Linked DNA regions of Homo sapiens: all the other regions are linked to region 3. Evidence: chromatin loops called from intact Hi-C (ENCODE). Cell type or tissue: OCI-LY7. All regions are shown on one strand. Each heading gives the region's core, and the rest is flanking DNA. Links, peaks and the distances in the headings are about the cores only.

The links. Peaks named below come from ENCODE experiments on the same cell type or tissue, not always from the same donor. Only the 100,000 strongest peaks of a DNase experiment are listed, where the experiment ranks them.
Region 1: it touches region 3 in a loop (11-fold over the local background); 63 of 110 quality-filtered maps call a loop at or near these places.
Region 2: it touches region 3 in a loop (15-fold over the local background); 2 of 110 quality-filtered maps call a loop at or near these places.

Annotation. Positions count from the first base shown.
Region 1 is chr4:9,698,320-9,708,147 of GRCh38, forward strand. It overlaps the pseudogene FAM86MP and the pseudogene ALG1L3P. Among named protein-coding and RNA genes, the nearest start is that of DRD5, 78 kb to the right of the region's middle. RefSeq lists an enhancer at 5,136-5,195. In OCI-LY7, for the core only: CTCF peaks have their summits at 5,330 (motif pointing right) and 5,529; a DNase peak (open chromatin) is centred at 5,302.
Region 2 is chr4:9,491,695-9,501,522 of GRCh38, forward strand. It overlaps the pseudogene UNC93B7. Among named protein-coding and RNA genes, the nearest start is that of DEFB131A, 52 kb to the left of the region's middle. In OCI-LY7, for the core only: a CTCF peak has its summit at 3,979 (motif pointing right); a DNase peak (open chromatin) is centred at 3,937.
Region 3 is chr4:10,010,018-10,019,845 of GRCh38, forward strand. It overlaps SLC2A9 (solute carrier family 2 member 9), which reads right to left. Exons shown (of 12, transcript NM_020041.3): 2 at 8,958-9,056. It overlaps LOC124900664 (a long non-coding RNA gene), which reads left to right. Exons shown (of 2, transcript XR_007058026.1): 2 at 1-6,636. Among named protein-coding and RNA genes, the nearest start is that of SLC2A9, 6.6 kb to the right of the region's middle. RefSeq lists silencers at 2,008-2,302, 3,821-3,880, 8,789-8,948 and an enhancer at 5,130-5,229. In OCI-LY7, for the core only: CTCF peaks have their summits at 5,326 (motif pointing left) and 5,360 (motif pointing left); a DNase peak (open chromatin) is centred at 5,344.

The sequences.
Region 1 (9,828 bases), core at 3,901-6,400, 310 kb before region 3:
GGTCCTCGAGCAGCTCCGAGGGAATGTCCTCAATGGCCTCTCATTAGAGGCAGACATCACTTCCAACTTAGACAGCCCCAGGGTGACATTGGCCCAGCTGGACTGGGACGTCGCGACGGTCCATCAGCTCTCTGCCTTCCAGCCAGATGTTGTCATTGCAGCAGGTAATGCCCAGCCCCGGGCATCCTGTGCAGGCAGTGTCCTTGCAGCTCTACCCAGCTCTTGGCTCTGGGAAAAGGGAACAATGGACGCTGTCGGGCATGGACATGATGGGGCTTCCAGAAGAGTTACTCTGGGCCTCCAGGGTGACATCAAAGGACAGGGGTGCCTCTTAAGGTGACCTTCAAGCCACAGCCCTCTTGTTGGAGACAGGCATACTCCTGTTACAGTTGTCACCACATGGCTCTGTCCCAGAGCCATGCCCTGTGTCCTTCAGAGACCACAGGAGGAAAACAACCACTTCTGGGACAAGGACAGGGCTCTTGAGAGAAGGTGGTGTTTGGCTGGGCCACCAAAAACCCCTCACCCCTGCCAGCACACTCAGTCCCTAAGGTGTCTCTGGTCACCCTAGAGACCAGAGAGGGGTCTCTGGTCAAGCAGAGCTCTGCCTGTGGTCCTGGGCCCCGCCCTGAAAACCACAGGTCCAGCGGTGGCCAGGGACACAGGTCCACGCCTGCAAGCCAGCAGACCAATCGGCAGATGCCTGAAACACGAAGTTCATGGCAGGGTCAGGCTTTGTGTCATTCGAAGCCCTCTAGATAGGCCGAGAACCAGAGCTGTTTTTCTAAGGAACACCAGTGAGTCTGGAGATTTTTTTCTTTTGCTTCGGTCTTTTGCAGCTTGCTCTACTAAGGGTTCTCCTTTTTCACCAAGTAATTGCCTTTCCATCTAATGGCACAAATGGTCAAATGGCATCTACCAATCTCATATGACCGCTGCCTCTCTGGCCTCGCCCTGCTGCTGAGGACAGCATGACCTGGAACTGTCCGCTGGTCCCATTCAGTAACCTGAAGCTTTCACCGTAGACGTGCTGTATTGCCCAGAAGCCATTGTGTCGCTGGTCAGGGTCCTGTGGAGGCTGGCTGCCTGCCGGGAGCACCAGCGGGCTCCTGAGGTCTATGTGGCCTTCACTGTCCGCAACCCAGAGACGTGCCAGCTGTTCACCACCGAGCTAGGTGAGCCTCCATGTCCACCTGCGCCTGCATGGTCCCCGAGCTGTCCCTGCAGGACTCCATTGGAAGTGAAAGAATTGGGCACCGGGGAAAAGCTAGGATGCCCCACACTCCCACACCATGCGGGGAACTCGGGCAGAGGACAGTGAGCAGGGTGGGCTTGGGGCATGGAGGGCTTGCGGCAGCAGGAGGGCAGCTCAGCCCAGGGAGGGAAGGTCTGAGCCCAGCAGCCCTACTGTGTGCTTCAGAGCAGGGTTCCCTAAGCCCTTGGGCCTCGGTTTCCTCATCTATAAAATGGAGGTGGCAGGAGAGGCAGTCGGGTTCAGGGCTGGACACAGCTGTGGCCTGCAGGATGCTGGAGCACAGGCTATACAGGCGGATCCACCATGCCACTGTCCTGAGCACCCAGTCGATGGAAGACGAGCAGGATGACTGTAAAGAAGGGGAACTGGCCCCGTAGTGTGCCAGCAACTGTCCTCAGACCTGACATTTGTCAGCCCCCAGCACCTGTGAGGGTGTGCTGTCTTTGTCCCATCTCACTGACAAAGACACTAGGACACACAGAGGCCAAGCGACCCCTGAACTCCCGCAGACTGCAGCCCGGCCACCTGGCTCTCATGCCTCCACACTACACCCAAGCCCCCCAATGCCATCAGCCTCTGCTCCAGCTCCCCCTGAGCACAGCCCCTCCTGGGAGCCATGTGCACAGATGCACCTGCAGCAGCCTCTGCCTGCACACAGAGACACGGATGATCCAATGCCTGCCCACGTGGGGCAGCCCGTTAACTACAGAGCCAACAAACAAGCCAGCACACGAAGGCATACTGGGTTCCACGACAGAGTCCCGCAAAACGTCGCACAGGAGGCTGGCTGGGCGCGGGGCTCAGGCCTGTCATCCCAGCACTTTAGGAGGCTAAGGCAGGAGGACTTCTTGACGCCAGGAGTTCAAGACCAACCTGTGCAACATAGTGGGACCCCATCTCCACAAAACATACAGAAACTAGCCAGGTGTGGTTGCGCACACCTGTAGTCCCAGCTACTCAGGAGGCTGAGGTAGGAGGATGGCTTGAGCCCAGGAGGTGGAGGCTGCAGTGAGCCCTCATCTCACCACTGCACTCCAGCCTAGGCAACAGAGCAAGACCCTGTCTCAAAAAGGCAAAAAAAAAAAAACAACAAAAAAAAACAAAAAAAAAAACAGGAAGTCTTTCTTCAGATACTTACATGAAAAAATACCTGCAATATCTTTTAAGTGAAAAAAGTGCCAAACAGCACACATAGCATAAGCCCCTACCAACCTTTTTTTTTTTTTTTTTTTTGAGACAGAGTCTGGTTTCGCATTGCCCAGGCTGGAGTGCAGTGGTGCCATCTCAGCCCACTGCAACCTCGCAACTCCCAGGTTCAAGCTATTCTCCCATCTCAGCCTCCTGGGTAGCTGGGACTACAGGCGCGTGCTACCACGCCTGGCTAATTTTTGTATTTTTTGTAGAGTTGAGGTTTCGCCATGTTGGCCAGGCTGGTCTTGAACTCCTGACCTCAAGTGATCTGCTGCCTCAGCCTCCCAAAGTGTTAGGATTACAGGTGTGAGCTACTGCGCCCCGACCCATTTTTGTTTAAAAACTAATAATAATCACCCACACATGGTTTTGAGTACCTATATTCCCAACTACTCAGGAGGCTGAGACAGGAGGATGGCTTAAGCCCAGGAGTTTGTGGCCACCTTGAGCAACATAGCAAGACTTCATCTCAAAAAAAAATTATCACAATCATCATTTTCACATAAGTATACCTATAGGGGAAAACCTAGAATATATATACAGCAGGCTTGTCCAACCTGCGGCCCAACACAAATCTGTAAACTTTCTTAGAACAGTATGAGGAGTTTGTGTGATTTTTTTTCTTTTAGCTCACCAGCTATCGCTAGCATTAGTGTATTTTATGTGTGGCCTAAGGCGATTCTTCTTCTTTCAACGTGGCCCATGGAGGCCAAAATATTGTATATCCCTGATATACACGTGAACAGGTGCCATTGGCAGGATTATAGAGACTTCTACACGTTCATGTCTGTTCTACTTCATTTTTAAAAATACGCATTTTCCACTTGTAACAAAAAACTGTGATTGAAAATCATCCGAGGTCACAGTGTCTCACACCTGTAATCCCAACACTGTAAGAGGCTGAGGCTTTGGGAGGCTGAGGTGAGTGGATCACTTGAGGTCAAGAGTTCAAGACCAGCCTGGCCAACACGGTGAAACCCCATCTCTACTAAAAACACAAAAATTAGCCAGGCATGGTGGTGCACGCCTATAATCCCAGCTACCCGGGAGGCTGAGGAAGGAGAATCACTTGAACCTGGGAGGCGTTGCAGTGAGCTGAGATTTCGCCACTGCACTCCAGCCTGGGGCACAGAGTAAAACTCCGTCTAAAAAAAAATAATAAAAGAGGCTGAGGCAGGAGCATCACTTGAGGCCATGCGTTCAGGACCCCATCTCTACAAAACAAAAAAATTACTGGCATGGTGGCATGCACCTGTCATGCCAGCTACTCAGGAAGTGGGAGGATTGCTAGAGCCCAGGAGTCGAGGCTGTGGTGAGCAATGACTGTGCCACTGCACTCCAGCCTGGGTGACAGAACAAGATCGTATCTCAAAAAAAAAAAAAAAAGAATCATTCTGGCTAACGGCTCTTCAGACATCTGTGCTTCTGAGAACACCAGCCCCTTCTAAGCTTTGTGTGTGTGTGTGTGTGGTGTGTGCGGTTTTTTTTTTGTTTGTTTGTTTGTTTGTTTTGAGATGGAGTCTCACTCTGTCACTCACGGTTGAGTGCAGTGGCACAATCTCAGCTCACTGCAACCTCCGCCTCCTGGGTTCAAGCAATTCTCCCACCACAGCCTCCCAAGTAGCTGGGATTACAGGCACCCACCATGATGCCTGGCTAATTTTTGTATTTTTGTAGAGATGGGGTTTCACCATGTTGGCCAGGCTGGTCTCGAACTCCTGACCTCAAGTGATCCGCCCGCCTCGGCCTCCCAAAGTGTTGGGATTACAGGCGTAAGCCACTGTACCCGGCGGCTTTCTAAGCTTTGTGAAGAGTGGGTTGACTGAGCAGCCAGGTAGATGTGGGTTCAGATCTCTGCTTCTGTCCCGCTGTGCCAAGTGCTAGGATGGACGCAGGCAGAGAGTGGACAGCAGCACGGTGCCTGCTGCTAGCCATTTCTATGCAAAACCAGATTTCTTGTCCCATCCTGGAGGCCAATTCTAGGCACCTGGGTGGGCCTGGGAACCTGTGAACCAAGTAAACTGACTTGGACACCCCCCACCCCGCCAGGCCTGTCCTAGCAGCCCCACACAAAATGCTCATGTCCTGTCCCCAAACACCGCCATCCTCAAACACGTGTTCTGTTTCCAGGCCGGGCCAGGATCACATGGGAAGCGGAAGCTCATCATGACCAGAAACTGTTTCCCTAAGGAGAGCACTTGGAGATGGCAATGCTGAACCTCACACTGTAGGACTCACACACGACTCCAACAGGATCGTGAGAATCAAGTCACTCTCGTGGGAAGAATTTTTATATGGGAAAGCGGATAAAACTTTCATTGGACTGGAATGTTTGGAGAGTGTTAATTTCCAAATCAGGAACCACAAAGTGCCCTCTAATAAGACATCGGCTATCTAAGCGTGTGGGTGCCCCCTTTCTGCCAGCAGTTCTGGTTCTTAAGAAAATCACCATAAATCAGACATGAAAATTCTGGCTCCGAAAATAGCAATTTCTTTGTGCAAATAAAAACGTGTGTATCAAGTATGATGTTCCCCCAACGTGGACACACTCGGTTCCTCACAAAGCCAAGCCCGCTGCAGCTGTCACATCCCTGGGCTTATGGTGCAGCAGGTGCTTTTTTCAAGACAGGAATCAACATGTTAGGAACACGGCAGAAAGGTGGCACCTGGAGACCAAACGCAGGCTAAGGAGTACTGCAGAGGTCACAGGGAAGTCACAGAACAGTAATACTCTAGCAGGAGCATGGGGCGTGAAGAACAGAAGAAGACAGGAAGCGTTTCTGAGCCTCCAGAGAAGAAATCAGGGCCAACCACAGCTTCCCCGGTCACAGAACCAATTCATTCACCAGGCGGCACCACTGCCGTCATATCAGCTTCTGGCCACTGGGAGGCGCTACTCGAAAGGATTTGCCCTGAGACTCCGAGAAGAAGCTGCGGGAAGGACAGCAGGGGCCCTGGGGTTTTAGCCTCTGGCCCAGGAGTTCTGTGTCCATAACCAAAGGGAGCACAGTCTGCACCCAGCTCTCATCCCATCGGAGCTTCTGCGACTCCCGCAGGTTCTTCCGGAACTGGTTTAGCTTGCCCTCAGGGTCAGGAAAGTTTGAGAAAAGCATCTGCAAAAAAATAAAGAGCAGAGCTTACCTCATTGCCTGTCCCAACCCCATCCCAGGTCACCACCTGGATGACCCCAGGTCCCCGACCCAATAACAACCCCTCCCAAGCCCCTAACTCCCTCACTTGAACTCAAGACCCTTCACGCCCCAGCAGTGCTCCGCCTCCAACTTGACATTATGCTTTCCGGAAACTTCCCCTGGAAACTTACCTGTATGTCCCACTTTCCCACACTTGGTGCCCTGGAGCACCTTCCGGCCTCTACATGCTGTACGTTCCCCTGTGAGCACCCTCCTCTCGGCCTCTGGCCAACACAGTCCCACCCATCTGTGGGTAATGAGTGGCTGTCGGTGTTCTTTTCAGCCTTGCTAAACTGTCTGAATCAAGGATCACAAACTACAGCCTGCAGGCCAAATCCAGCCCACAGCCTGTGTTTCTAAATAAAGTTTTATTGGAACAAAACCACACCCCTTAATCTACAGACGATCTGTGGCTACTTTCACACCACAACAGAGTACCATGGTTGTGACAGAGACTGGGGCACCCAGTCTAAATGACTTCCGACCTGGACCTTTACTGAAAATCCTCCCAGTCACTCTGTTGGCAAGAATGATGTATTACTTTTAGCAATAAGAAACAAGTAACCTTTGCAGAATTCCGCCCATCTTTCAAGGCTGGTCCCAGAAGCTCCCTTTACCTACACACCTACCTGATCCTGATCACTTCCTAAACTGCAGCCCGACCCACCCGGCTCCAGCATCATTTGTGGAGTGTCAGCTCCATAAATCCAGAGGGCAGGAGGGGGTGTGTCCTAACTTTCCCGAGCCTACTGTACCAAAACTGGGCAGCAGAGAGGGCCAGCATCTGTGACCTCTGCTCCCTCCCTAGCTTTTCCACCAGACCCCACATGGTCCCACCCTGGCTGTGAGAAGCAGGGATCAGGGAGCGTGGCTCGGTGCCAGTCTCCAGAACCCTGCCCACCCGGGCGTGGTGGCAGACGTGGCTACCTGCAGCTGAGCTGCCAGTTCCTCTGAGTCCTCAAGGACCAGGCCGTTTTCTTCATGTTTCACCAGCTCATGTAAACTGCAGAGAGAACCAAGGGAGCCTGAGAGCTGCCTGGAGAAGATACCAGACCGCTGTGGTGCCCACCAGGGCTCCCACCCACCCCACGCTCAAGCCAGGCTGGGGGTTGGAACAGGGGGGTGTGGTTTCCAGGAGCTGGTTCTTAGACTTGGCATCTGAGGGTACAAAGGCCTGGGGGGGGCGCTGGTGCACATCAAAATGGCCAAAGCGATTTGAGGAGGGAGCCTTAAGGAGGGTTTGTACCTTCTGTGCTGCATGCTCTTCAAGGACTGAAGAATTATTTTTGCATGTTTTTCTTAATTCCATGGCCATGGAATAAGTAAAGGCAACCCCCTGGAGACTGGCTCAGCACATAAAAGATGACTTTTCTAGGGCACCAGGTTTGATCCTGACATTCCCTGAGCTCAGATCACACGAGGGGCTCACATCCCTGAATCCCATCCAGGGGCCGGCTCCTGAGCAGGGGCCAAGGGCTCAACTTGTGCTGAGGCTACTGCTTCTAGAATCTCCTCTAGTGCCACCCTTCCAAACACCCGTCTATGCTGGGTGGAGTGAGGCCACAGCATGACACTCATTCAACTGATTCAAACCCACCACGTAAGCTTGGCCAAAAGGGACATGGTGGGAGAGAAAACAACAAAGAAAACCATGTAAGCCTGCAGGCAATTCCCGCCAATTCTACTCCAGGAGCAAAAGCCCCGAGTGGAGTTCTAGTATTTAAGATGCTTTTTTTTTCATATTAGGTTGGTGCAAAAGTAATTGTCATTTTTAATGGCAAAAACCGTGATTACTTTTGCACCAACCTAAATATAACATGAGCTCTAAATGGAAGCAACTACTTCAATGAGGCTCAGCCCAGCCACAGCAAATGCAGGGCTCCTCCTCCTGGCCTCCAGTGTGTGCTGGACTGACCGAGGGACAGGGCCTCACTGTGGGCATCTCGCTCTGCACTGCTTCCCCCTCAGCGGTGGATTTGTGAAGCTATCCCCAGAAAGATTCGGGTTCTGCTCCTACCACTTGAAGTTCATGGCACACACAGGCAAACAGCACCCGAACATGTCCACCACCTTCATGGGCAGGTCCAGGCCACTGGAGGACATGTGCAGACAGACACCCAGGTCCACCGACCATGCTAGGCAAGAGGGGTGCGGTCAGAGCGCTGGTCTCTGCCTTGGGAACACAAATCCTCCCAGCACAGTGAGGGAACATCCCCGGAGGGGAGTGAAAATCTCATAAGGCCCCCAATATCACCAAGCACAAGTGGCTTAAGCTGGCCAAGCAGCCACACGGCCTGGCTGGGACATCTGAAAACATAAGTTGACACTTTTTCTACATAACCACAATTTGGTTTTGTTGTTGTTGTTTTGTTTTGTCTTGTTTTGAGACAGAGTCTCACTCTGTCACCCAGGCTGGAGTGCAGTGGCACAATCTCAGCTCACTGCAACCTCCACCTCCCAAGTTCACCTCCCACCTGTAATCCCAGCATTTTGGGAGGCCAAGGCGGGTGGATCACCTGAGGTCAGGAGTTCAAGACCAGCCTGGCCAATATGGTGAAACCCCATCTCTACTAAAAAAATACAAAATTAGCGAAGCGTCGTGGCAGGTGCCTCCAATCCCAGCTACTCAGGAGGCTGAGGCAGGAGAATCGCTTGAACCTGGGAAGGCAGAGGTTGCAGTGAGACAAGATCATGCCATTGCACTCCAGCCTGGGCTACAAGAGTGAAACTCCATCTCAAAATACTAATAATACTAATACTAATACTAATACTAATAATAATAATAAACCACAGCACACCCACCACAAACCAGCTGTCACTGTGAAAATAAAGCCATATAGCTTAACATTTCTAAAGACTAGCTGGGGCCAGGCATGATGGGTCATGCCTGGAATCCCAGCACTTAGGGAGGCCAAGGCAGGAGGATCACTTAAGGTCAGGAGTTCAAGACCAGCCTGGCCAACACGGTGAAACCCTGTTTCTACTAAAAATACAAAAATAAGCCAGGTGTTGTGGTGGGCTCCTGTAATCCTGTAATCTACTCAGGAGGCTGAGGTGGGAGAATCACTTGAACCCAGGAGGCAGAGGTTGCATGAACTGAGATCGTGCACTCCAGCCTAGGCAATGCAGCGAGACTGTCTAAAACAAAGACTAGCTGGAGAGTCCTGCCAGGAAAAGGCCCTCAGCCTCCAACTGCTCTGCTCACTCAAAGCCGGAAGATGCAGCTCTAGAGACGCATCAGGACCAAGACACGACTCCCCACTTGGAGGAATCAATGGGGAAAGAGACGGAGGCAAAGGAGAACCATCTCACTGGGAGAGGCGACGCTGTTTGACACATCATCCTTGTACCTCCCAAAGCCACTGCCCTCCCACACCTGGGCAACAGTGGCCCCAACCCCAGGCCCAGCCCTCCTGCAGGAAGGAAGAGGACTGAATGGAGGGCGTGGCAGGCTGAAAGGACGTGGCCTCCTCAAACGCCTTGGTAAACGGCCTCTGGGGCCAACTGGCAGGGAGGGGCTGGCACACCAGGAAGTAGCCTCCTCCTGGGAGTTCAGCCAGAGCCAAGGTCCCGTGCCCAAGTGGCCTCCAGAGCCACCTTTTCAGAAAAAGCACATCCCGCCCACCCCGTTCCCCCTGCTTAAGGCCCCGCCTCCTCCCTGAGCCTCCTGCTGGCCTCTCACCTAGAAGCAGGGGGTAGTCCTCGGCCTCCAGCCAGGGGGTGCAGACCTGGATATGCTGGAAATGCTTCTGGTGGATGAGGCAGCTGTAATACTCCCTCAGAGGCCGTTTGCCTTCACAGAGAAGAGGAGACACTGCCATGGACCCGTCTCTGTCCCTGCCACGTGGCCCCAGGCCCAAGACACTCCCCCCTAGGAGGGATCCCTTTCCCAGAAGCTCCACTCCTCGGCAGCTCCAGTCAGGCCCCATGCGGGCCCTTCCAGAAGCAACCCAGGAGCCCCAAGACCTGCAGGGGTGTGTGCACGCTGACCCCTGACGCACAGCCCTGTACCTGCAGCCAGCTGGCCTCGGGCTGCAAACATGGCGGGGTAAGCACTGGCCTGGCACCCGACCGCCCACTGGGTGGATCCAGCCTTCTGTCTGTGTTGTGCGCAGGGGACACGAGGACTCCCCCTTCCCTGACACAGCCTCCAGAGCACATGGCGCGGGTTCCAAACCACTCCTGGGAGCC
Region 2 (9,828 bases), core at 2,699-5,198, 520 kb before region 3:
GGTGGGTGTACACCTCCTGCTCTATTATGGGGAGGCATATCTATCTATTATGGGGAGTAATATCATCCTCTCCCTTTCAGGATATTAATAACAATATCCCAGGCTGGGTGAACACAGCCTACGATGCTGGAATTATTGTCACCCTCTCCCCTTCGGGATACTAGGAACAATATCACAGAAGAGGTGTACACTCCCTGCGATATTGGGAGTAATAGCATACGCTTCTTCCGTGAATATTAGGAGCAATATCACCGGGTGGCTGTACATTCATTGCTATGTTGGCAGTCATGTCATACTCCACCCTCTGGATATTAGGATCAGTGTCACAGGGTGAGTGTACACCTACTGCGATATTAAAACTAATATCAAGTTCTCCATCCCTGGATATTAGGAACAATATCACAGGTAGGTGTACACCCCCTGCGGTATTAGGAGTAATAATATTATGAATTATTAAACATCAGTCTCATTAATGATTATAAATGGTAATATTAATTTATAGTATAACTTTATTAGTCATTAATGATTATTTTAAAGATATGATTGTGCATGATTAAAATTAATTCTTACTATTAGTGCCATTTTTAATAATATTAGTTATTAATATTAACATTAATCATTGTTTTATTACCAACATCACTTATGATGGATTTAAGTAACATTAATTACTGATATTATTATTTTACTATTAATATTGATATTGCTATTATTAATTGTAATCATGAATATTTTTAATCCACATTAAGTTTTACTGTCTCCACTGTAGTTATTAATATCAATGATTACTATTAATTGTTATTATATTTATTAATATTAATAATTAATAAAACTGTTCCCGATATCCGTGGGGGAGAGGATATTACTCCCAATATCGCAGAAAGTGTACACCCCTCTATGATGTTACTCCTAATAGCCAGTGGGTAGAGGATGACATTATGGAAAATATCGCAGTGGGTGTACATCCCTTCGGTCATCTTGTTCCTAATATCCTGGGTGGGAGCGGATGTTACGACTCCCAAAATCGCAGTGGGCGGAGACCTCCCCCGTGATACTGTTCCGAACATCCAAAGGTGGAGAGGATGATATTTCTTCCAATTTCGCCGGGGGTGCCCACCACCCCTGTGATATTGATCCTAATATCCAGGGGGCGAGAGGATATTAGTCTGAATATTGCAGGAGGTGTACACTCCCTAGGGTTATTGTTCCTAATATCCAGGGACAGAGAGGATGATATCACTCCCAATATAGCAGGGGGTGCACACCCCTTGTGTGACATTGTTCCTAATAGGCAGCGGGGGAGAAGAAGATATCACCACGAATATCGCAGGGGGTGTACACCCCCTTGTGACATTGTTCCTTCTATCCTGGGAGGGAGAGGAAGATACTAGCGGCAATGTCGCAAGGGCTGTACACACCCACTGTGATATTGTTCCGAATATCTGGAGGGGGAGAAAATGATGTTACTTCCAATATCTCAGGGGGCTTACATGCTCCTGAGATATTGTTTCTCAGGTTCAGGGGGAGAGGATGATATTACTGCCAATATCTCAGGGGTTGTACACACCTCCCGTGATGCGGGGAGTAAGAGCCAGCCCCTCTTCCCCCCCTGGCTCTTAGGACTCCCATCGCAGGGGGGTGAGGCACCCCCCGCGATGCGGGGAGTAAGAGCCAGCCCCTCTTCCACTCCTGGCTCTTAGGACCCCCATCGCAGGGGGCTGAGGCACCACCCACCATGCGGGGAGTAAGAGCCAGTTCCTCTTCCCCCACTGGCTCTTAGGACCCCCATCGCAGTGGGGTGAGGCACCCCCGCAATGCGGGGAGTAAGAGCCAGCCCCTCTTTCCCTCCCTGGCTCTTAGGACCCACATCGCAAAGGTGTGATTCACCCCCCGCGATGCGGGGAGTACAAGCCAGCCCCTCACCCCCCATGGCTCTTAGGACACCCATCGCAGGGGGGTGAGGCAACCCCCGCGATGCGGGGAGGGCTGAGACTGGGGTCCGGGCTGTTCCGGACTTCAACACTCACCCTTTGTCCCCACGCAGGGCTATGGCGTGTGCTCGGTGGGGCTGGAGCGGCTGGCTTACCTCCTCGTGGCTTACAGCCTGGACGCCTCAGTCGCCTCACTCCTGGGCCTGCTGGGCTTGTGGCTGCCACGCCCGGTTTCCCTCGTGGCTGGAGCAGGGGTGCACCTGCTGCTCACCTTCATCCTCTTTTTCTGGGCCCCTGTGTCTCGGGTCCTTCAACACAGCTGGATCCTCTGTGTGGCAGCCGCCCTTTGGGGTGTGGGCAGCACCCTGAACAAAACTGGACTCAGCAGTGAGTATAGCTGTGGGCACTGGGAGGGTGGGGCAGGGTTCTTTATGGCTATCTGTGGGTGGTTGGCTAGACATAGACATCCCAGGGACAGATATGGGGTCCTATGGTCACATAGCGTCCTGTGGACATGGCGGAGGCCGGTGGGGCTTCCTGTGGACACTCCAGGGGTGGAAGGGAAGTCTCATGGACACACTGGGGGCAGATGGGTAGGGCGTGGACACCCTGGAGACAGGTGTGGGGGTTCCACGTCATGGACATTCCGTTAATAACTCAGGGTGGGCACAGGGCCCCATCAACACTGGAGGGTCAGTGTGAAATCTCGTGGCTACACGGGGCAGGTGTGGGGCTCTGTGGACACCCCTTAGGGACAGTATGAAAAACACATCAGGGATTCTCCCTTTTCATACCAGGGGACAGAGCTTACCCTGTCATAGTTTTCGTGACACTTGGAGCATATGTTTTGGTCTCTGCCTCACGGAGCATGCGGTAGGAGCAAGTGGCCTGTTGTACATCCACGGCATAGATACAGACATGGGACTTTGTATAGAGAGGAGCAGGCCTGCAGCCCCAACCCAGTCTGCTCAGTACCAGAGTCCAGGCCCCAGGTCTGGGCTGCTGGGGAACAGGGCCCTGTTTGCAAAAGGCAGCGAGTGGGCCCATGTTCAGCTCCAGGATGCTCCCTGCCCACAGATGGGCACATGCAGTGACACACAGCTAACACACATGGGCACAGTCCTGCAGGGCATCCATGTCAGTGTCTGTTCTGATGGGCCGAAGCCATGAACAGATTTGAACGTCATCCTTGGGGGTGTGGAATGGCACAGGTCATGCCTGCTGCTGGTAGGACAGAGGCTGGCTGGGAGTCTCTGTCTGTAGCAGGGGCTGGAGCCTCATACTGCACCACAGTCTCTTGGCTGTTTTGCCCAAGGATAGCCAATTCTGGGCAGAGTCCAACCTGGGTATCTTGGACCCATGTTGTGCCCTGTCTGGTCATGGCATCCCCTTGCCCAGCTCCATATCCCATCTCCATAGGTGAACGCTGGGGGATCCTTGTCTCTTCATAGCAGCACTGTGGGGGTAAAGTCACCCTGCAGGGCCCCAAGACAGGAGTGTTCATGTCCTGAGTGTGTGGTGAAGGTGTTAATAGTGGCCCCTATGATTTGGCAGGTGCCATGCCCACTTTCTCACTTTAGAACTTCAGAACACAGCACACAATAGGCATAGGCTCATCTCACCATTGGGAAAAGCAGCTCTGGGGAGTTAAGTACCCAAATCACCCACAGAGCCAACGTTACAGTCCTGAGAACGAGTGTGCATCTTCTGACTCCCAATGCATTACTCTTGTTGCCCACCCTGGGAGGACTCACTGGAAAGGAAGCCCCCTCTCCATGCTTAGCTTCAGGTTTGATTTGCAGAGTTGGCAGCTGCAAACAGTTCGATCTCTCTAGTCCCGGCTGAGGAGGAGAAACAGCGCCTGCAAGCTTGGCACTGCACACCTGCGGTTGGGGACAGGACATGACTAAGCACAGAGCTTTCTTCTTTTGAGGCCACGCATGTGGTGCAGAGCGGGACCACCTGCATCCACACAGCCCGGCGCACCTGCTCCTACTTCTGCTTAGCGTGTGAGCAGCTTGGTGACCAGGGTCTCCACCAGGGGGCAGGCCAGGACCGGCTTACAGCACTTTCTAGGGGTTCTCTGGTCCCGGGCTGGGACACATACAGGGCTTAGTAAAGTTCATAGATGGTAGCTAGGCAGCCCCAGGCCCCAGGTGACACCTCTCCCCTGCCTGCCCTGTACTGCCTGCCTGCAGCACTCCTGGGAATCTTGTACGAAGACAAGGAGAGACAGGACTTCATCTTCACCATCTACCACTGGTGGCAGGCTGTGGCCATCTTCACCGTGTACCTGGGCTCGAGCCTGCACATGAAGGTGAGACTGGGCAGGGTTGGGGGCCCCATTCCCAATGACAGGTATTTCCTTAGCCCCTGCCCTGGCTTCACAGCTTCCTAAACGCCACCCCTTCCCAAGCCAGTCTCTGGGCCAAGGCCCCATTCCTGCAGCCCACTGGGTGGCCCCCAACTCAGCACCCCACTTACTGGACCACCTCCAGCCAGTCTCAGTTTGCCCATCTCTGAGGGGATTTGTGGGTGCATCACAGCCATCCTGTGGGCTGTTTGGTACCCGGTTGTCCAGATGTTGCGTCTGTCTCCCTTCATGGCCTGAACGGGAGCAAGCTACTCATGCTCTGCTCCCAAAAGATGGTGGCCGGTCTAGCAAGTCCCAGTTGCTAAACATTTTTTAAAAATAGAACTAAAGGCCGGGCACGGTGGCTCACTCCTGTAATCCCAGCACTTTGTGAGGCCGAGGCGAGTGGATTGCCTGAGGTAGGGAGTTTGAAACCAGCCTGACCGACATGCTGAAACCTCGTCTCTTCTAAAAATACAAAAATTAGCCGGGCGTGGTGGCAGGTGGCTGCTACTCGGGAGGCTGAGGCAGGAGAATCGCTTGAACTGGGAGGCGGAGGTTGCAGTTAGCCGAGACGGGGCCTTGGCACTCCATCCAGCCTAAGCAACAAGAGCGAAAATCTGTCTCAAAATAAAAATAAAAATAAAAATAGAACTAAAAATAGCAGGGAGTGGGCCGGGAGCAGTGGCTCATGCCTGTAATCCCAGCATTTTGAGACGCTGAGGTGGGGGTATCACCTGAGATCTGGAGTTTGAGACCGGCCTGGGTAACAGGCTGTGAAACCCTGTCTCTACTAAAAACACAAAAATTAGCTGGGCATGGTGGCACGTCCCTGTGATCCCAGCTTCTCTGGAGGCTGAGGCACAAGAATGGCTTGAACCTGGGAGATGGAGGTTGCAGTGAGCCAAGATTGTGCCACCGCACTTCAGCCTGGAGGACAGAGCGAGACTCTGTCTCCCAAAAAAAAAAGAAAAAAAGAAAAAAGAAAAGCAGTGAGTGGGCTGGGCATGGTGGCTCACGCCTGTAATCCCAACACTTTGGGAGGCTGAGGCAGGAGGATTGCTTGAGGCCAGGAGTTCAAGACCAGCCTGGGCAACATAGGAGACCCTGTCTCTACAAGAAATTTAAAAATTAGCTGGGTGTGGTGGCGCGTGCGTGTAGTTCCAGCTGCTTGGGAGACTGAGGTGGGAGGATGGCTTGAGCCTGGAAGATTGAGGCTGAAGTGAGCGTGCCACTGCGCTCCAGCAGTGGTTGGGGGAAGGGAGGGAGGGGGCGCAGTGGGGAAACGGAGCGACCGTGTCTGGAAAAAAGAAAAGAGCAGGAAGTATGCATACAGATATGTGTGTATGTACTGAGCTATGGTGTGAAATCATTCCTGACTGCGGGTTATAGTCAAATCCCCATGAAGAGAATCACTACAGCCCACGGGTGTGTCAGGGACACAGTGTTGTGAGCCCTGGGAAGGCAGGGCCTGTGGCCAGCACTTTATCAACACTGGCACATGCACCCTATGAGGCAAAGGGATTTGCATTGTCCCCGTACAGAGTGGGACACTGAGGTCGCCAGGGGCATGGCGACTGTAAGGGACAGTGCTGGATGTGAGCCTCGCCTGCAGGAGGCGGTCCAGGAAGCGTGGGTGGAGCGGCTGGAGAAGTTGAGGGTCGCGTGGCCCGGGAGGCTCCCGGAGGAGGGAAGGGCCTATCTCAGCGAGGGGCATAGGCGGGGAAGGTGCGGGGCGAGGCGGCCGCGGGTCCCTGGCATCCCTCTCCGTACACCCAGGCTAAGCTGGCGGTGCTGCTTGTGACGCTGGTGGCCGCCGCGGTCTCCTACCTGCGGATGCAGCAGAAGCTGCGGCGGGGCGTGGCCCCGCGCCAGCCCTGCATCCCGCGGCCCCAGCACAAGGTGCGCGGTTACCGCTACTTGGAGGAGGACAACTCGGACGAGAGCGACGCGGAGGGCGAGCATGGGGACGGCGCGGAGGAGGAGGCGCCGCCCCCGGTGCCCAGGCCTGGCCCCAAGCCCGCTGGACTCGGCCGCCGGCCCTGCCCCTACGAACAGGCGCAGGGGGGCGACGGGCCGGAGGAGCAGTGAGGGGCCGCCTGGTTCCCGGACTCAGCCTCCCTCCTCGCCGGCCTCAGTTTACCACGTCTTAGGTCGGGGGGACCCCCTCCGAGTCCCGTGCTGTCTTCAAAGGCCCCAGTCTCTCCTCCCCCACGTTGGGGACGCCCCTCCCAGAGCCCGGGTCACCTCCGGGCTTCCGAAGCCCCCTCTAAGGCGGAGTGGAGCCTTGGGAACCCCTCGGCCAAGCACAGTGGTTCGAAAATACAGCTGAAACCCTGCGGGCCCTTAGCAGGCGCCCCAGCGCCGGAGCAGGGTCAGGGTCTTCTTGCGACCCGGCCCCGCTCCAGATCCCCCCAGCTCTCGGCCTCGGACCCGGGCCGCGTGTGAGCGCGCTTTGCACCTCCTATCCCCAGGGTCCGCCGAGAGCCACGATTTTTTACAGAAAATGAGCAATAAAGAGATTTTGTACCGTCCTGACTGGGGAGTCCCAGGCCGCGTGGGACGGAGCGCCCCTCGGATGCAAGCCCGTCTGTCCCAGCCTCTGGGCGCGGTGGTGACAGGCCCTGACCTAGAGGGACCGCGGGGTGTGGGGAGTGCGGAGCCCTACTGGGGCGGGGCGAGGTGTCCGTAGGCCCCGCCCACCAGCCCTTCCTCCCTCCTGAGGCCCCGCCCCCCATACCTGCCTGCCTTTGCCAGCCCCAGCCAGGAGAAGGGAGTGGCGGAGCGGCTGGCAGAGACAGAGGAGGGTGTGACGGCGTTGCTGGCCCCCCATGGGTCCAGAGGGCGAGACAGACTCTGGATTCACACCCTCCACGTGCCTGTGTAGGCATCCTCGGCCCTCCAGCGACCACCCCCACGTCGGACAGGGTCCACTTCCAAGCCACGGTGGGGTCACCCTGTGCCCAGTAGGGGCCTTGGAAGTGGTGGTTGGAGGCCAGGTACGCTCGGTTACTACCCTTTCCCGGCTACAGCCTCAGCTGCGATGCCCACGAGAAACAGGCTGGTGGAGGGGCAGACCCCCTACAAGACCTGAAGGTGCCGTTCCTCCACCCGCTCTTCTTGTGGCCAGAGGAGAGGGACACCCCCGCCATGAAGAGCTCTGAACAGTTGGGTGAGGACAAGTGGGGGCCGTGGGAGGGCCATGGAGCCCCCAGCTGCACCCCAGCAGGCCCGGGGCTGGCCCACACCATTCCTCACTCCCCACAGCCTCTCTTCCCCTGACTTTGGCGAGACCCTCGTCCGTACCTCCAGGCTCCATGCCTGCCTCAGCATAGCTCTATGGATTCTCCCAGCCCTAAACTGGCCCCATCTCTCCTCTCTGCCCTCATGTGAGTTTGGTTCTTGAAGCCTCTAGTGGGCCCTGGGGCCAGACTCTGTGGCCTTGGACAGGGAGTCTCCCATATGAGCCACAGGTTCCTTCTCTGTTGAGTGTGTGAGGGAACATGTTGGAGCCCTTAGTGTGGTGGCTGCAAGCACCCCAGGCCCTGTAAGAAACACAAAAGGGTGCGGTGGGAGACTTGACATTTTCTAAATCTGGGAGGGAACGCTGCCTTCCTCACGCCGACCTTCAGTGAAAAGCAGACTCAGAAGCGGTCCCGAGGTGCCACCGTAAGCTGGGTGAAGGCCAGCACTGTGTGCTTCCAGTTCCCCCTCAGCATCTGTAGATTGAGTGTTCTCTGGAGGTGGCTGGCGACATCCTCCTGGCAGCTTCCAGCAAAACCAGTCGGAGTTGGGCAAACTGAAGCTCGGATGATTCACCTCTGAATGGAGGGCAAGGTGATATTTGGAAGGGTGTTGGCCCCTGGGATGCTGGGCAAACGGGGAGCGGGTGCCTGGATAGTGGGCCTACAGCTCTTCCCAGTTCTGAGTCAATTCCATTGTCCATGGTGCCAAGGAACAGAGGCTCTGATGTTGAGCAGACTTGAAGGTGATCCAGGCACATAGAGTGGCCACTCGGGGGTTTGGCTCCTGGCTGTGCTCTTCCTACCTGGGCATTTCCCATGAGAAGGCTTCACAGGCCACCTGGCTGCTCCTGGCACATGGAGAATGCCCAGATGGTGACATGTGCCAGACAACACATATTTGCACCTGATAGGCCACACACATGCAACATGCAAACACACGTGGCGGGTAACACCTGTGACAGACACTACATGACAACGCACGTGCACACATGATGGGAAACACATATCACAGGCCGTGCAACAGGAAACACACATCACAGGCTGTGCGACGGGAAACACAGCGCAGGCAGTGCGACGGGCCCTGGCAGCAAGCTCAGCAGGCTGGCTCTTTTCGAGCAGGAGAAGAGCTCATTGTAAGAGATGACACTGGCGTAGGTGGCACCTCCCCTGTCTCCATCACCCTCGGATAAGGTGACTGGGTGGAGGTTCTGGACCACTGAGTGGACGAGCAGGTTGTGTCATGGCCTCCGTGTCTGATTGCCACCCTCGCTCCCAAAGCAACTCTGTGATTTTGTCGATCTGCACTGTGGGGATGTTTCTTTTTCTTTTCTTTTTTTTTTTTTTTTTTCGCAACGGAGTTTCACTCTTGTTACCCAAGCTGGAGTGCAATGGCGTGAACTCAGCTCACTGCAACCTCCGTCCCCTGGGTTCAAGCGATTCTCCTACCTCAGCCTCCCGAGTAGTGGGGATTACAGGCGCCCACCACCAAGCCAGGCTAATTTTTTTGTATTTTTAGTAGAGACGAAGTTTCACCATGTTGGCCAAGCTGGTCTCAAACTCCTGACCTCAGGTGATCCACCTGCCTCGGCATCCCAAAGTGCTGGAATTACAGACGTGAGCCATCACGCCCGGCTGTGATTTTTCAATTATGTGATTCCAAGAATCTCCAGTCCAAGATTTTCCCTATCTTTAAGTTCTCAGTAGCAGGTTAGATAACCTGAGAAGTCTCCCTCTTCAAGACACCTAGAAATGCTGGGTAAGAAACAAATGTCCTTTTAACTATAGAGCTGAGGCTGGGCATGGTGGTTCACGCCTGTAATTCCAGCACATTGGGAGGCTGAGGCGGGTGGATCACCTGAGGCCAGGAGTTCGAGACCAGCCTGGCCAATGGTGAAACCCCATCTCTACTAAAAATACAAAAATCAGCCAGGAGTGGTGGCAGGCGCTTGTAGTCTCAGCTACTTAGGAGACTGAAGCAGGAGAATCGCTTGAAGCCGGAAGGCAGAAGTTGCAGTGAGCCAAGATCACGCCATTACACTCCAGCCTGGGCAAAAGAGCAAAACTCCATCTCAAAAAATATATAAATAAAATAAAATAAAATAAAATAAATATATAGCTGAGTTCTTCAGAAAATAAGTTAAGTCCCCTAAGGCCAGAAGTGAAGAGGGGAATGAGAACCAAGGTGGGGACAGAGGAGCTGGTGTTGCAACTGCCTGAGGGCAGGGCTGGGTTGAGCATTGGAAACCCTTACAAGGCAGGTGGTCAGGGTTACAGTCAAGCATGATGAATTTGGGACCACAGA
Region 3 (9,828 bases), core at 4,116-6,615:
TATGTTAACAAGATAACTCAGGATGGGGGTTGGCCATGCAAGAAAGACCAGCCATGTGATAGAGGGTTGGGGCTTTGAGCCAAGTGACATCAGCCCTACCTCCAGGGAAGAGAGGAGGACCAAAGATTGAGTTCAACCTTATGGCCAATGATTTGATCAATCACATCTACATGATGAAACCCCAATAAAAATTTGGAACACTGAAGCTTGGGTGAGCTTCCCTGGTAGACAACACTCTGTGGGAGGAGAGAGAACACCAGAGCTGGAATCCTTCCAGACCTTGCCCTGTGATCTCTTCTTGTGGCTTATTCTGATTCGTATCCTTTTTGCTATAATAAAGCTGTAATTCTAAGCATAGCACTTCCTGAGTTCTGTGAGTCATTTGAGCAAATTATCAAACCAGAAGGGGTAGTGAGAACCCCCAAATGTGTTACCATATGTTCACGGAACCCCTGAGCCTGTCGCTGGTGTCTGAAGTAAGGCCAGTCTTGTGAACGGCTGTGCTCTTAACCTGTGAAGTTTGGCCTAAATGGCTAGTTAGCATCAGGAGTCATGGCGAAGCTGTGTGCGAGGTACTTTGATAGACGCCAGGGAAACAAATGAACAGTATTGTTTTAGGTGACACTTTGATCTGTACAATCCTGACTGCTATACTTTTGCCAAGCCTCCAAGCATTTCCCCCAAGCTACAGGCCAGAAACTGCACAAACAGGCACCAAGTTCACTGTCTACCCTTTTGATTAGCCCTGAACTGTCCCGCCCACCTCACCTTCTGTTCCCCCAACCACTGCATTCCCTGTTTGCTTTCTAATTTTTATTTTCATTCATAACTCCTATTCAACACATTCATTATCTCAACTTTGGTCCTTTTTTCTTGGCGACTTTTCTTAATGTCCATCCCCCAGTGGTCGTTCTGCCTAGGCTGACTGTTCTCTTGGGCTCATTGCAATGTGGGATCCTCCTACAATCATAGGAAGTGCGTGAGTCCCAGGTCAGGAATCCATCCAGGTCCATCACCTCAATAGTTGCTTCTCATGGATCAGCTACTCTTGAACCCCTCACCCTTTGGCTTGTTTTTTGTCTTGGTTGGGCCCTTTTGGACTGAAGTCTGGGCTCCATACTGTCGGCCCTGCCACAGACCTTGCATTTCTTTAGAACATTGCTTCCAGAATCTTCCTGTAGGCTCTGTGGACAACACCCATGAGCAAGAGGAGCTTTGACTCATGCTTTGCCCAGGCACCACCATCCCACCCAGGCCTGTATCAGCCCTGTCTGCCCATTTCAGTCCCCAGAGAATGTCCCTTGGGGCTCAGAACCCCCCACTCCAGTCTGTGGGTCTCCATCCAGCCCTTAACAACCTCTCAGGTGGATTCTAGACACTGGGTGCTCACAGGTACCAAGAGGACATCTTTCAGCACAACTCTGGCAATCATCCCAGATGATTCTAGCAGTATAATGAAGCAGGTTCCAGGCACTGCAACATTTTCCTACTAAAGGTCAACGATTACAATGGCATAAATCTGAAGCCATTTTCAAGGATTCAGATTAGCACATTTGCATGCATGACTGTCTGAAAATTCAGGCTACATTTGATTGGTATGCAAATTAGCCCTAAATTTGGCAGTCTTTTACAATAACTTCAGGATGTTTTAGACAGACAGGTAAGTAAGTAGATGGATAGACAGAAAGATACAACTATGCCAATTGGAGCTAGTCACTGGAAACAGAAAGGACAAAGCCTAGACAATCAGCAATACATGAACAAAAGAAAGGAGATTAGAAAGCAAACATCTTCAGGAAGATTTAGGTGCTCCTATTTAGATGCTATGCAGCATAGGCTGTGGATTAATTATTCAGCCAGCCAGCCCTCTGCCCAGAGGTACTAATGACACAAGGAATCTACAAGAGCCTCCTCCCTTTTCTAAAACCTCTAGCACAGGGGTTAGCCAACAATTGGCCAGCAAGGGAAACCCTAGACCACCATCTGTTTCGTAAATAAAATGTTATTGGCACATACCCTCACCCATTCATTTACATATCATCTATAACTGCTTTATCTCTACATAGCAGAGTTCAGTAGTTGCAACAGAGACCATATGGCCAACAAAGAAAAACCACGCACTATCTGGACCTCCACAGAACATTTGCTGGACCTTCACAGAACGTTTGCTGATTCACAGAATGCAGCAGATCAGCCTAGTGGAACAGAAAGAAGGGATACTCAGGAATTAGACAGACCAGTGTCCAAGTCCCCATCTGTGAACATGGTGGAGGTGGTCCCAGAAGTTTTCCATAGGACAGACTCACAGCTGGCAATTTGTTTGAGAGTGAAGAGACCTAAGGACTTGCCTTGGACTCACTTTAAATTTAAATTTATCCATTTGCTCATTTAGCAAATATTTTTTATAAATGCTTACAATGTGTCAGACATTGTTCTAGGTGCTGGCACTGCAGAAGCAAGGACCTTTCTAAAGTGAAGGGAAGGAGGACAAGAAGTAAAGGAATATGTCATATCTCAGGTAGTGTTAAATACCATGAGGAGAAATAAATTCGGTGAGGGCTAAAGCGTGATGGAGGGGTGCCATTTTGGATAGGCTGGTCAGGGAAGACATTTCTGAGGAGGGGACGTCTGAGCAGAGGCAAGAAGTAATCAAAGGAGAGTGCACAGGAAAATCAAGGGAAGAGCACTGCAGCCAGCAGGAGCAGCACGCACAAAGGCTCTGAGGTTCCAGCGTGCGGTGTGTTTGAGGGGCAGCAAGTGGGGAGAAGTTTGTGTAAATGGAGAAGAGGGAGTGAGGGGGGAAATGATGATGACAGAGTGGTCACATCTGTCATGTGTCATGTGTCACGGCCCCAGGTACCGTGTAAGTCACCACAGTCTGGCTTGCTTTCTAGATATAGTGGGTTTTGAGCGGAGGGACAATATGATCTTGCTTCATTTGTCAAGGATCCCTTTGGCCTTTGGGTGGAGACTAAACTGTAGGAACCAGAGTGGAAACAGAGAAACCAGTTAGGGTTTAGTGTAGAGAATGAATAGAGCCTAGCTACTGTGGTGTTCATCTTGGTGATCAACGCACCAGCACAGCACAGATAACCCTGATTTTCAACAGCTAAGGACAATAAGAACCTCTTGCCAGTTCATGCAAAGTCCAGTGTGCGTTTAATAGTTCTCTGCCATCTGGGGGAAGAAAGGACTGAAGATCTTTCTTCAGTGCTGCCATAACCAGGGATGCTGCCATAAACCAGGCCTCATGTGGCCTATCAGCACCTCTGTTCACATCCCATCCACCAAGCTGGCCAAGGACCCTTGTGGATGCACGAGGTGCAGGTGTTCTCTTCCAAATGAGGCATGAAAAGTAGTCAGATCCTGGGGATTCTTGGAAAGTTGGGTGGCCAGGAGGCACATCCAGGTGACTGTGTTGAGGAGAAGCCAGTGGGAATGTTTAGGAAGTGTCCCACCCCTGAAACTTGGATGTATTGGGTTCCCTCAGCCTCAGTTTCCTCGCCTTTAAAAGGGGGTTAGTGATAGCTGCCTTGCAATATTATAACAAGGATCCAGTGTGCACACAATTCTGAACCTGGGTCAAGTGCAGAGCTGGTGCCCAGAGGCGAGTTATTTTCATTTTCGGCATTACAGAAAGTTTCCAAATATCTGAGGAGAGAGGAGCACTGAGCGTTTTTAAGGTTGAGGCTGGGTGGCAGCAGGGCCAACGGCAGCTACTGCATGGATTGTTCTAACAGTGCAAGCTGCCTGCCCTGAAGGTAAATGCCCACTGCCTGGAGTCTGTGCCCCGATCACCTGGGCCCCCAGTTATCTAACAGCTGGAAAGGCGAAGCTGGCTGGGCCGAGGACTTACAAGCCTGGGCCAGTGCTAAAGGCAGCACACCTTCCCATGGGGCAGCATCCACACACCACCCCCTGGTGGCAGCCTTTGTTCATCATCTCTGTGAGCAGATACCCTCCCCGCACTCCAAAGCAGCACTAATATCTGCACCTCTTCTGTTCCAAGGGTTTCTTTCTCCTTCTCGAGAGCCCAGCACCCCAGGTGAAGCCTAGCTCTCACACCCTAAACCCCTGCCAGGCTTGGGTCCTTCCAGCCTGTGTTAGATTCCATTCCTTAGAGGCTCTGCTCTGTTCCTGGTCTCCCTGGTTCTGGGGCTGCCTCACTCACCCGTTTCTAAGCCCACTGCAAGGAGAAGAGAGAATTCGAGGTGATCGCTGGACGCTGGGCTGAGCTCCTCCAGCATCACATCTCCTTTCATTTCGCAGCGACCTCACAAGGGGCTCGACACCAGCCCTTTACAGAGGCACCTACATGGTGCCTGGGATTCTCTGCAGGATTCTGAGCTGGGATTCTGTGCAGGCCTGCTCAGCTCACACTCAGGGCAGTTTCCACCTCGGAAGGGCCTCCCAGGGCGAGCCTTGGCCCTCAGCCTGCTCATAGCCTGGGTGGTGCTGGATCATGCTCCTGTTCTGGCCTCTGCAACCTTTCTGATCTGGCTTCAGCTCCCCTTTCCAGCCTCTACCTCTCCACCCCACTGGACCCCACATCCAGCTACCCTTAGGTCTCCACCATTCCCAGAAAGCCTTGAGCTCTCTCTTTCAAGCCCCAGTGAGGCCCCACTGACCTCCCCAGGTAGAATACAGTCCTTCAGCTGTCCTGTGGCTCCATGCAGCCTGTCTCACTGGTGATTATTTATTGAGCCTCTGTCACTGCTGCTGGTCTTGGGGCACCTCGAGGACATGGATGTGTGTCGTTTTCATCTTTCTACCCCAGATACAGCAAGGTCAACACCCAGGGAAGGGCACTGAAGGATTGCCTGAACAGCTACCCCTCTCTTCTCACAAAGCAGCACAAGTAAACATAAAACATCAGGACCTTTAGGCAGAGCAGGAAGAGGTTACATGACCCCAAACCCCATAGGGAGGGGAAGAGTTTGGGGAATGATTCTAGCTAATAATAAAGCTGTCTTCGGTTTCTCAGTTAGATCAGGTCCTTTATGAGAATTGCTCTATGAGAACCCCGAGGGAGGGAGGGGTTGGGACAGGATTCAGACAATCACAGGTGCCTGCTTGTAACACGATGGCAGCATCATCCACCTTATGCTTGAGCCCCTAGGGTTGTTGCAGTGAAACCTTGCTCTGTCTTTTGGTTGGTAGATGGACAGGTAAGTAGCCCTGGGCTTGCTGTGGCTCCTCCCATCTCCCCTTGTTCCTCTTTGCCTTTATTGATCATGCCAAACTCCCCCCATGGCTGGACTGTTGGCGCCTGCCATTAGTGGTCAGGGGCAGGAAGGAGGGGCAGAGAGCATGGCACGGATCTTGGATTCAGACAGACCTGGGTTTGAATTCCAACACTGCCACCTCCTGGCTGTGTGAACCTGGGCAAGTTGCTTAAACTGAGCTTCTGTTTCTTTGTTCATGAAATGAAGGTAACATCAGTAATTAACTACCTTGACCTGAATTGTGTCCCCTCCAAAAATGTTGCATGACATTTTTGTTGCAAGGATAGGGCATGTTGAAGCCCTAACCCCGATGTGATGGTATTTGGAGATGAGGCCTTTGGGAGGTTACTGGGGTTAGCAGAGGTCATGGGGGCGGCCTCATGGTGGGATGAGTATCTTGCTCCCTTGCACTCTTCCTCCCTCTGCCATGTACAGGCAGTGAGAAAGAGGCCGTCTGCAAGCCAGAAGGAAGGTCCTTGCCAGACAACGAATCCACCGGCACTTTGATTTTGGATTTCCAGGTTGGAGAAGTATGGGAAAATAAATGTCTTGCTGAAGACCCCAGGCTGTGCTGTTTTGTTACAGCCAAAGACACTGACGTCTCTGTATTTCTGAGAATGGAATGCGCCTGGCATGCAGTACATTTTGGCAGAGTTGATGAGCTGGCCATCACAGTCTCTGCTCCTCTTCAAAGGCAGAGAGCACATGCTGGGAAGTAGCTACCCAACTGGGGATGACACTTCCCAGGCCGTGGATCTGGGCAGATGGCTCAGTCCTGGACTCAAGGCCTCCTCGGGGTGCTTGCTCTGGGCTCCTCTAAAGTATGCATGACGAGCCGTGGTCTCGAGGTTCAAAGGACACCAGGCTAAAAAGCGCCTTGTGATGTCTCAAGACTGAACACCTTGCTGCGCATACTGGCCACAGAGGTAGAGCTCCGATATCCCAAACAAGAAGTCCCATGGCCTAACACTGCCTGGCACAGAAAGGATCTGTTTTAAAAATGACTGAAAATGTGTCTGATGCCTGGGAAACCAGAAGCCCGCCCAGGGCCAAACTCTGGCTCCACTCATTATGTGACTGTGGGAAAGTCAGTGAACAGTGTGCCTCAGTTTCGTCATCTGTAAAATGGGGATAATGATGATCCATACCTCACAGGGCTGTCATGAGGGTGCACTGAGCTGATTAACGCATGAAAAGTACATGGAGGAGGGCCGGCACCTCATGAGGGCTTTTTCCATCTGTGCTCTTACTGATGCTGCCATAATATGTGTCACTCATCTTAAGAACGGTAAAGGCCACCCTGGCTGTGTAGATCTTCAGAAATCTCCTTTCCCGAAACGGAGGGAGGGCACGTTAAACTCTCTCTGTTTGGCTTACCATGGTCTTTCCCATTAAATACCTCTAAGCTCTGGCCCCTCCTGTCCTTCTCACTGACACCAAAGTTGTTTTTCTAAAAAACAGTGAGCATATTAAATAAGTAAATAAATAAGGAGGCACGTGTTCTCAGGACCTCCTGAGGGTGTGTCATGGTTAAAGAAAAATAAATTTTAATTAAAAAAATGTGAGTTGCAAACCCCCACCCCCATGAATCTGCCATGGCTCCCTACTGCCCAAGACTAAAATCCTACTCCTCAGCCTAAGATCTTAGGCCCTCTTCTTTTGACTCCATCCTGCTTTTCCACCTCTTCTTTCATCCCAGCTCTGCATTCCCCCTAGGTACTGGCACATCACACGCTACTAACTTCCTAATATGCCACCATGTGGGCACAGCCAGGCCTCTGTGTGTGTGCTTCAGCTCCCCACCTCCCTTTGACACCTGTGGAAATTCTACACATCCCTCATGACTCAGCTCAAATACCACCTCCTCCAGGCTGTCTTCCCTGATCCCCAGAGTTGGATACATTATAAACTCTCAACAATGCTTGCTGAATGAATAAGTGAGTAATGGGATTCCTCCGTCCTCATGTTCCCATAGTCAGTGCTTGAACCCATATCATTCTATCCCAGGTGTAAGTTTCACATAACTCTGCTCCACAAGCCATGAGTGCAAAGGTTCTCCCCCACCTCTCACCTGGATGTTTTGATGAACTTTCAAGATGAAGCAAGAGTCCAAATTCCTAGCCCTCTTTCAAAGACAAATATCGACAAGCCAGATCCCCATCTTGGAATGACGTCACAATGACAAAATCAAAGATCACTGACTGTTGGCAGTGCTTACTGAAGCCATCTAGGCCCCCTGGTTTTCAAACAGTTTTTAGCAACAGAAATGAACAATGTCAAATAATTAACAGACTTTTTAAACATAGAACTGACCTGCGCAAATAGTGCTTAGATCCGTGAGGCACCTCTGCAAAATTCCAGGGCTCATGGGAACCTTTGAAACTCACTGACCCAGGCTTCCCCTATGTTTTGTACACAAGGATGCTGGACTCCCAAGCAAGGAAAAGCCTGGAAGGCACCCAGGGCTGTCCTCAGCCTGCTTCCTGTCTGCCCCCAAAACAGCTTGTGCTCCAAGAACCTGGAGCTCCCCGCATTTCCCCAGATGTGTCCTACATCCGTGTCCCCAAAACGGCCTGTGCTCCAAGAACCTGGAGCTCCCCGCATTTCCCCAGATGTGTCCTATATCCGTGTCTCCAAAACGGCCTGTGCTCCAAGAACCTGGAGCTCCCCGCATTTCCCCAGATGTGTCCTACATCCCGGCCCCCCATCCATCACTCCACCTTCCAAACTTAGTCAGGCATCACTTCCTGCAGGAAAGCTTCCCTCAAGCCTCCAACCTGCCCTTGCCTGTGGGTGGTGGTAGGTCAAAGCCAAAGCCAGCACCCACAGGATAGCATCTAAACCTTACAGCCTAGGTAGGCAGTACCCAACCTTTAACTGCAAACCAGAGGCACAATGTGAAGAGGGCCTGGGAGAATTGCACCTGGATCTGATTTCAGAGTAAAACACAAGCCAAAGATGGGTCTTATCCAGCAGATACCTGAGTGGCCTCTGGTTGTAATTTAAAGTCAACAACACCAGGCCGGGCACAGTGGCTCAAGCCTATAATCCCAGCACTTTGGGAGGCCAAGGTGGGCGGATCGCTTGAGGCTGGGAGTTCCAGACCAGCCTAGCCAATATGGCGGAACACCACCTCTACAAATACAAAAATTAGTCGGGTGTGGTGGTGCATGCCTGTAGCCCCAGTTACTCGGGAGGCTGAGGCAGAAGAATCACTTGAACGTGGGAGGCGGCGGTTGCAGTGAGCCGAGATCGCACCACTGCACTCCAGCCTGGTGACAGAGTGAGACTCCATCTCAAAGATGATAGATAGATAGATAGATAGATAGATAGATAGATAGATAGATAACAACAACAACAAAACAAATCAAGAAAATGTCCAAGTTTCCATGCATAAGGCCCCTCCTGGTTCTTTCCCCGGCATTAGGGGCCAGAGGATCGCCCCCCACCCCACCCCGGGACTTCCGAAGCCCCCTCTCATCTAGTCTCCCAACGTTCTCCCAGGACACCCGCCCTCCAGCCGCAAGAACTGTCATCCCCCGCCCCTGTCCCCGTGTCATCATTGTCTGTCTCTGTGCCTCCCCTCTCCCCCGAGTGGGGGCTAATCTCTGTCCCCGCGGTGTCCCGCGCCGCGAGCGCAACAGGAGGGGGCGCTGGAGCCCAGGGCCCTTGCGCACCCGAAGGTTTCCGCAGGGCCGCAGCGCCCTCTGCCGGGCCTTGGCGCGCACTCACCGGGGTGGGGGCATTCACCACCGACAGGTTGTAGCCGTAGAGGAAGGAGGAGCCGAAGGCGCCCGCGAGGGAGGCCACGAGGAGCGAGCAGGACCAGTCCTGAGGGGAGAGGAAACCACGTCAGAGCCGGCACCGGGCGCGCAGCCAGGGCCGAGGGAAGACCTGGAACGTTCCCTCAGCTGGGGGAGGCCTTCCGGAGGAGAAGTCTTTGTCCTTGGCTGGGGTAGAGACAGAGAGAAGAGACGCAAGTTGGGGACCTGCAAGTAGGGTTCCAGTCCAGGTCCGCGTGCGCAGGCCGGGCGCCCTCAGGTTTAGCGGCCACGCCCTTGCGTTCCTTCCGGGTTGCGTGAGGATTCCTGAAACGCAGTTTTCAGCAGCTGCTCTGGGCAGCTCCACACGATCCTTTCAGCGAAGTTGGCGAGTGTCCGACCCAGACAGAAAAAAGCAAAGCCAGACTCCAAGCGCTATCAGCCAGGCGTGATTCTAAGCACTTTTCTGCGCATTGTCTCTGAGTCCTTAGATCAGTGCTGTTATGTCCTGTATTACAGGTGAGGAAAGAGGGGCAGGGAGCGTGGCTGGTGCTGTCTAGGATGGGGACTGAAGTCCAGGTGGCCTGGCTGCAGTGCCCCTCTAGTCACCACTGCACTGTCCCCTGCTGACCCGTCACCTGAGTGCCGTTGTCCAAGGGCCTGAGACTGCCGACAGCCAGACAGATGTGCACACACGCTTACATGCACATACTGTTCCAGTCTGAGGCGTCAAACTACAGGGGCTGGTCCAAGCCTCAGGACAAGGACCTGCAGACGTAGAGATGCAAGGTTTGGCACAGAGAACAGGGCGCCTGCCTTGGTGTTGTCCTGCCCTGCAGCCC